3 separate regions of the Mus musculus genome follow, and regions 2 and 3 are each linked to region 1. The links are chromatin loops, found by intact Hi-C in ENCODE. Cell type or tissue: left cerebral cortex. All regions are shown on one strand.

The links. Peaks named below come from ENCODE experiments on the same cell type or tissue, not always from the same donor. Only the 100,000 strongest peaks of a DNase experiment are listed, where the experiment ranks them.
Region 2: it touches region 1 in a loop (5-fold over the local background); 9 of 42 quality-filtered maps call a loop at or near these places.
Region 3: it touches region 1 in a loop (4-fold over the local background); 7 of 42 quality-filtered maps call a loop at or near these places.

Annotation. Positions count from the first base shown.
Region 1 is chr9:81,634,164-81,636,663 of GRCm38, reverse strand. The region is part of intron 1 of D430036J16Rik (RIKEN cDNA D430036J16 gene); the gene reads right to left. Among named protein-coding and RNA genes, the nearest start is that of Htr1b, 1.6 kb to the right of the region's middle. In left cerebral cortex, CTCF peaks have their summits at 1,373 (motif pointing left) and 2,270; DNase peaks (open chromatin) are centred at 1,045, 1,328 and 2,266; H3K4me3 peaks cover 1,051 bases.
Region 2 is chr9:82,813,458-82,815,957 of GRCm38, reverse strand. No RefSeq gene overlaps it. Among named protein-coding and RNA genes, the nearest start is that of Irak1bp1, 15 kb to the left of the region's middle. In left cerebral cortex, a CTCF peak has its summit at 1,214; a DNase peak (open chromatin) is centred at 1,225.
Region 3 is chr9:82,642,914-82,645,413 of GRCm38, reverse strand. No RefSeq gene overlaps it. Among named protein-coding and RNA genes, the nearest start is that of Gm35690, 100 kb to the right of the region's middle. In left cerebral cortex, a CTCF peak has its summit at 1,321 (motif pointing right); a DNase peak (open chromatin) is centred at 1,316.

The DNA of each region.
Region 1 (2,500 bases):
AGAGCTGAAGGGGTCTGCAACCCTATAGGTGAAACAACAATATGAATTAACCAGCACCCCCAGAACTCTTGTCTCTAGATGCATATGTAGCAGAAGATGGCCTAGTCGGCCATCATTGGGAAGAGAGGCCCCTTGGTCTAGCAAACTTTATATGCCCCAGCACAGGGGAACACCAGGGCCAAGAAGTGGGAGTGAGTGGGTAGGAGAGCAGGGCAGGGGGAGGGTATAGGGGACTTTCGGGATAGCATTTGAAGTATAAATGAAGAAAATATCTAATAAGAATAAATGTGGGGAAAACAAAAACGAAAACAAACAAACAAAAAAAAACATGGCAGTAAAAACAGCCAACATTGGCCTTAGACCTGAAAAAGAAGTGTCTATTCAGTTCCCACATTCTGTGATTAGGACCAGTGGCTTGGACACTTTTCAATGAGATTTTCACTGGATGATAAGGACTGTGCTGGACAGTGAATTTTTTATGAGTTCTATGTCATGTTTCTTCTGGTTTCCAGGAAAGTGATAAGACCATGATCAAACCCTCCCAGACTGTACCTGCAATTTCCCCAAGGGAGCCTCACAGCCTCCTGGCTTAGGAAAGTCCCCTTGAGGGTGGTTCATATCCCAATACTAATGACTCAGTCACTATCTGGTCTGGTCCTGCCATCAAATCAGACCTTTTTCTACACAAGGAAGTTTTACTGTTCTCTTGAACAGAAGCCCTTGAGAGAAGGTGCCCTTGAAAGACCTGGAACTTTGGAACAACAACAACAACAACAACAACAACAACAACAACAACAACAACAACAACAGCAAACCAACCAACCAAACAAACATCAGGAATTGGTACCCAGCAGCAATGGGTAAGCTTCTTGTTTGACAAATATGCACTGTTGAGCAAACAGCTGCTTTTCATATGCTTCAAGTCTGGGAAGCTACGAGTGAAATTCAGAAACTAGCTTAATGAACTGTGGTGCTTCACTGAGCTCCGCCTAAATCCCTTCTGTGCTGCAGCGGCATATTCACAGAGCTCTAACCAGAAGGTAAAATCAAAATCTGCCTGCAAGTAGTAGAACCTGCTGAGGGTGTGGGACTTCAGATCAGCTGCAATGCATGGGAATGCCACAGGTGTCTGTTTCTCTCCCAACACCAAGGCGGTTTCTCAGTCTCCTGCTTCGGAAACAGAAATAAGAAGGCTGTCCATAGTTGTTAATATTCTCCCTCCTTCCGCCTCTTGAACACGCCCCTCAATCTTCCCTAGCTCCCGAATGATACTAATGATAGTATAGTAGCAGGAAAATAGTTTCCTGGCATCCACCCGGCTTTCTTGCCCCTCAACCACACTCTTGCTCCATCCTGGTCAACGCCCCCACCTAGTGGCTCAACATTGCCAGCTTCCAGTCCGTTTTCAATAGCTTTTAACTGGTGCTGAGCTAGTTAGTAAGATAATGAAGGCACCTCATGTAGGTAGATCGAGTTGAAGACTGGAGGATGGGGCACCTTAAAATGTGGTGGAAAAAAATGCTTAATATGCTGAAGTCTCTGATCTTAGGAAAAGGAAAAGAGGAAAAAAGGTGGTGTTTTTATCCTCGCGGCATCTACTGCAACACAGCTTAAACCTTAAACCTTAGTTAAAAAGCCCCCTTCCAAAGCTTGGAAGATTTTTTTTTTTAGGACACTAGCTGCCAAATGAAAGTATACTGATTTAGTTGACTGTAAGCAACTGTCTTTGCCTCTCCTAAAATATAACTGCTGTAAAACTGGATCTGAATTTGCCCCGTTTGTCTCCATATTCCTAATGCAGAGGAAAACACTCAGCATCAGTTATGCTTTCTAATTTTTGTCTGCCTTGCTGGCTTAGAGGGGCAAGAACTCAGGGAATTTGGTTTGGGACTTTGTCACCTTCAGTCTCTTGTAAAGGTCTGAAATTGCTCCACCCTTAAAACTGGATGGCCAATAGAGCAGATGATCCTGGCTGAGCTCTGGGATGGAACGATTTGAGGTGTAAAAAAAAAAAAAAAAAACACTTGCAGAGAAACTGATGATTTCAATTATAATGTGACTCTTACTAGATCCATTCAACATATCAAACACACACTTAGGCTCGCGGGAATTCTAGTGGGAACCTTAGTCCTTAACACGGGGAGAATACATTGCCATTTACTTTGCTTTTGATTCCTAAGTAGACCCTGTATTTGTTTCTGTTCAGATTGGAGGCGAAACCAAGGCTAGGGAATCTGCTCCGGGTTTGGGGACCCAGCTGCTATGCTTACTGCCCCCTATGGCAGAATTGCTAACCTTTTGCCTAGGGCAAAGGAGACAGTGGTGACTGTAGTTGTGATGGCTCAGAGACCCCTTTATTTTTCCTTTTCTGGGAGGGCTGAGTGGAAGAACTTCTTACTGAAAAGTCGGGCGCTGAGCTGCGGAGCCACTGGGGCGGGAGGATGGGGTGGAAGGTTTAATTTCGCATACAGTAGGCTTCTCTTTATGACACTGTTTTACA
Region 2 (2,500 bases), 1.2 Mb before region 1:
GCTTTGCCCAGCATTACTATATGTTTGGGAAGAAAGGGAAGATTTTCACTTCTGCTTAGTCTAGTATCTGGATCTAAAATCATTAAAGATCAAAATTATTACCTGCTCTTGTTAGACAATGGTTCTTTTTACCCTCTATTCTTTTCTTACATTTTTCTAATTTGACTCATGGTGATGAACAGAGTAATCAGTTTTTTTTTTTTTTTTTTTTTTTAGTTCCCCTAGCATCTAGAAATGGTGATCTAATTCTCACCAGCAAGACTAACAGCAATAAGGGACAGAAGCATCTGGTGCTGTCTGTCCTGTGTCACTTTCCTCAACCTTGACCCTGACCTAATATCTACATCTACAACAACTGTATGTGACAGTGAGGTGACAGGCAGGAAGACAAAAGCCTGTGTAAGGAGGGTAGAATGGAGAGCTGGACAGATCATTAGGGACTGATATCAGCAATACTATCAGAGGAAACACAGTTTCTCTTGTAGAGACAAACTCTTATTCTATGAGTCATTCTTACTCATAATTACTTGGCTTGTGTGTGTGTGTGTGTGTGTGTGTGTGTGTGTGTGTGTGTGTGTGTGTGTAAGAGCACTCCTAATTCATATATATCTCTAATAGTTAGGATTTCCAAATTGGATGAGGATATTTGAAGAGTAATTTTTAGAGACATGCTTTTAACAAGAGTTCTTAGACTTTATAGAAAAATCATGCTTGCATTTGCACTGTGATTTTAAAATAAACTGCTGGCATTGGGTATAGATGACACATTAAAAGTGTCTGTATAAATTTGTTGGTTTTATGTTTGACATCCTGATGTTTTGTTCACTGATTTGCTTTTAAAAAAAATAGAGCTGTTCTTTGTTTTCTGTTTATAATACACTTACAAATTTTGGACTTTGTGTGATTCATGCATCTGGTTAATATGCAGTTTTACATTAAAGTAAATCAGATGTAAACTTATAGTATGTATGATCAGCATAAGATGTTCAACAAATCAGTAGGGAATGAATTGTAAGTAAATTTCTCAGTGGCTTTTTAAAAAAGATCTAAATGTTATTAGAGTGGAGAATGGGACTCTACCATTTAATTTTTTATATAACAAGGTAATAGATATTTAATTTTATGTGAAGAGCGTGGACTTGATAGACAGTTTCTAGAAGATGCTCTCTGTGTTTCCTCTCTGTCCTGTGCAGTGACAAGACAGTACATAAGATGGCAGTAGGAGATTACAAATGTTTCCTCTCTCAGTGCTCGGTCCAGAGAGCTAAGTCCATGACTGCAACAAACACCATTGTACAACACTCTCCAGGTTGCTAAGTGGCTTGTCTTCACCGACTATATTTTTCCTTTTTAATGTAAAGAAGAAAGTTACTAATTTTGATCTCCCAGACATTTTTCCTTTTTAATGAAAAGAAGAAAGGTACTAATTTGGATCTCCCATCTATCTTTTAAAGAAACTATGCACAATGTTATATTTTGGTTCATTTTCCCCTTATTAACTCTCTAAGAACCTAAGGTTCTTTGTGTGCTTTTCTGGCATCTTGACTTTTAGAAAGTAAGCTGGAGTTTCTTAGACTTTTTTTTTTAATTCCCAAAACTTTATTAAAATTTCTAAGTATTAAATACTTCATTAGCTGTTTTTGTCATGCATTTTTGGATTTGTTTCTTTTTTGAAAATGCAATTGTAGTGTTTTATTGTTATCATTTACAACATCCAAATGTTTTTTTTTGTGTGTGTGTGAGTGTGTGTGTGTGTGTGTTACCAATAAGGCTGACTAAACAAGATCTGGACAAGGAAAGACAAGGAAAACACCAATGGTCATGCTGACATGGAAGCAGGGAAGCTTAAGGGACTTCATCCTAGACAAAGAACTATAGGCAACTATGGTGCTAACTGGGAGATATAGTCTTTCTCAGGGTTATCCAACACCAAATGGGCATGCCTGAAATCATACATGAGTAACATTATACAAACTGAGAAGGTTGTATTTACATATTTAGGAACACACACCACACACATGCACACACACTACCACCACCACCACCACCACCACCATCACCACCACCACCACCAGCATCACTACCATTATTACTACCACCATTAATTAGAAAAAGAGGACCAAAACTCGAAGGGGGTGAGGGTTACATGACAGGATTTGGAAGGAGGAAAGGGAAGGGTAAAATGATCTCCATGAGTAAAGAAAATAATTTTTAAACAGTTAAGTAACATGTTTCAGGTCCCATGTAGAATCCAGTGGAAGAGCTGACATCCGAAAGGAGGACACCTGTTTTTAAAGACTGTGATTTTCTTGTTATGCAGTCAATAATTCTGTTAGGATCATATTTAAGGGCGATACAAACGAGTCCTAATTGGCACTAAAGTAGTCTCACTGTTGATACACACACACACACACACACACACACACACACACACACACACACACCCCTATATTTTCCCTCTCCTAAGCATGAATAACATGGTCAAATTAGACACAATCTA
Region 3 (2,500 bases), 1.0 Mb before region 1:
ATTTCTGAGTTCAAGGCCAGCCTGGTCTACAAAGTGAGTGCCAGGACAGCCAGGGCTACACAGAGAAACCCTGTCTTGAAAAACAAACAAAACAAAACAAAACAAAACAAAACAAAACAAAACAAAAGTGGTACATTTACACAATGGAGTCCTACTCAGCTATTAAAAAGAATGAATTTATGAAATTCCTAGGCAAATGGATGGACCTGGAGGGCATCATCCTGAGTGAGGTAACCCAATCACAAAAGAACTTACATGGTATGTACTCACTGATAAGTGGATATTAGCCCAGAAACTTAGAATACCCAAGATGCAAGATACAATTTGCAAAACACATGAAACTCAATAAGAATGAAGAACAAAGTGTGGACACTTTGCCCCTTCTTAGATTTGGGAACAAAACACCCATGGAATGAGTTATTGAGACAAAGTTTGGAGCTGAAACCAAAGGCTGGACCATCTAGAGACTGCCATACCTGGGGAACCATCCCATAATCAGCCTCCAAATGCTGACACCATTGCATACACTAGGAAGACTTTGCTGAAAGGACCCAGATACTGCTGTCTCTTGTAAGGCTATGCCGGGGCCTAGCAAACACAGAAGTGGATGGATCACAGAACCCCCAATGGAGGAGCTAGAGAAAGTACCCAAGGAGCTGAAGGGGTCTGCAACCCTATAGGTGGAACAACAATATGAACTAATTAGTACCCCCCAGAGCTCATGTCTCTAGCTGCATATGTATCAGAAGATGGCCTAGTCAGCCATCATTGGCAAGAGAGGCTCCTTGGTCTTGCAAACTTTATATGCCTCAGTACAGGGTAACGCCAGGGCCAAGAAGTGGGAGTGGGTGGGTAGGAGAGTGGGTGGGGGTGGAGGGTATGGGGGACTTTTGGGATAGCATTGGAAATGTAAATGAAGAAAATTCTTAATTTAAAAAATGAGAAGGATTGCTGGCATTTTTTTTTGTATTTTCTACTTATTATTTAAACACAAACTCTTATTTATTTTAAGCAGATATCAGAACTCAGAAGGGACATGTGTAAGACTGGTGTGAAGCAAGTGAAGTTGAAATTGGGTTTACCCTCTGTTGTGCGCAGCTGGGTGAGAGCTGTTTAACAGGGGAGGAACATAGGCTTCAATACTAAGGCTGCTTCCTCCTGGTGATGTCTGTTCAGATGTAGTGGTGCATTTATTCTTGTCATTCATGGGTCATTCTTCACCATATTCATCCAGTGAGGCAACACTCCTGTATCTTTTTAGAGTTCAATTAGATTGACTTTGTATGCTGAATTTTACTTTAAAGTTGGCCACTAGAGGGCATTGCTTTATTTCAATAGAGGGGAATGAAATAAACCCAAATGTTGTCCTAATTTTAGGAAAGTATCTGTCTAGTATAAAGGAAAACGTAGCCATACACTATTCCAATTGTAATCTTAGTTCTTCTTAGTTGTTTCACCATTTTCCCTGTTTTTTTTCTTTTTTCTTCTCAGGCAGGGTCTCACTATATAGCCCAAGCTAGACTGGATCTTACTATGTATCTCAGGCTGGTCTCAAACTCATGACTTTCCTGCCTCAGCTTAACAAGTACTAGAGTTACAGATATGCACCCGTTCATGCTTTAGTCTGTTGCCTTCTTTTGACTTTATCACTCCTCTTCCTCAGGCCTTTCTTTCAAATATATGCCACTTTTACACCATATGATATGAATTTAACACAAAGGTATAAATGTTTAGTTTTCATTAGTGTTTTCCACAAAACAAAAACAACACCACAAAACCCATGAAGCTGAGATGGGGACATGGTGGGAGGGAGGGAGGGGAGGCTGAGGGTCTTAAAGGTGTGTAAGGAGAGGAAGAGATGAGTGTGCCCGGAATGCATGGTACACATGCACAAAAATCATAAAAGAATAAACTTGAATTAAGAAAAAAACAAACATAAATTGTTATCTTCTGTTACAATAAATGTGTACACATGCCCATGTATTTTCACACATATGCTGTACATATATCAATGCTTGGGAGGGAGATACTGAGGTTTATAAATGCAACACAGCTTGGATCTTACTAATATGAAGCAGCAGATGATGGTCATGCCAATGAATGAGTGGTGGGCTGATCTGGCCGCATTCTGGCTTATTTCACACCATACTTCTGTCTTAGAAACTTCAGTATTATAACTGGTAGTCAACTACCTTTGTTATTCAGCTAAGATTAAGATAGCCAAGAAACAAATGAGGCTAAGAGTATGAGCCTGAGAGTCTAAAGGCAGTCTCTCCATGTGGTTTCTTACATAAGGTCCCCCAATCCCTGTTAATGAAAGGAAAACACTCCTATACTTTGGTGAACTTCAGGGAAGAAAGAAAGAATGCTTATATATTAACGAACCCAGTCATATTATTGACTTTTTCAATGACAAAACAACAACAACAAAAAAGACCTAGGTGTGTTAGCACAGTCAGCTGCAATCATGGCGTTGAAAAGTGGGCTGGATAGGAAATAC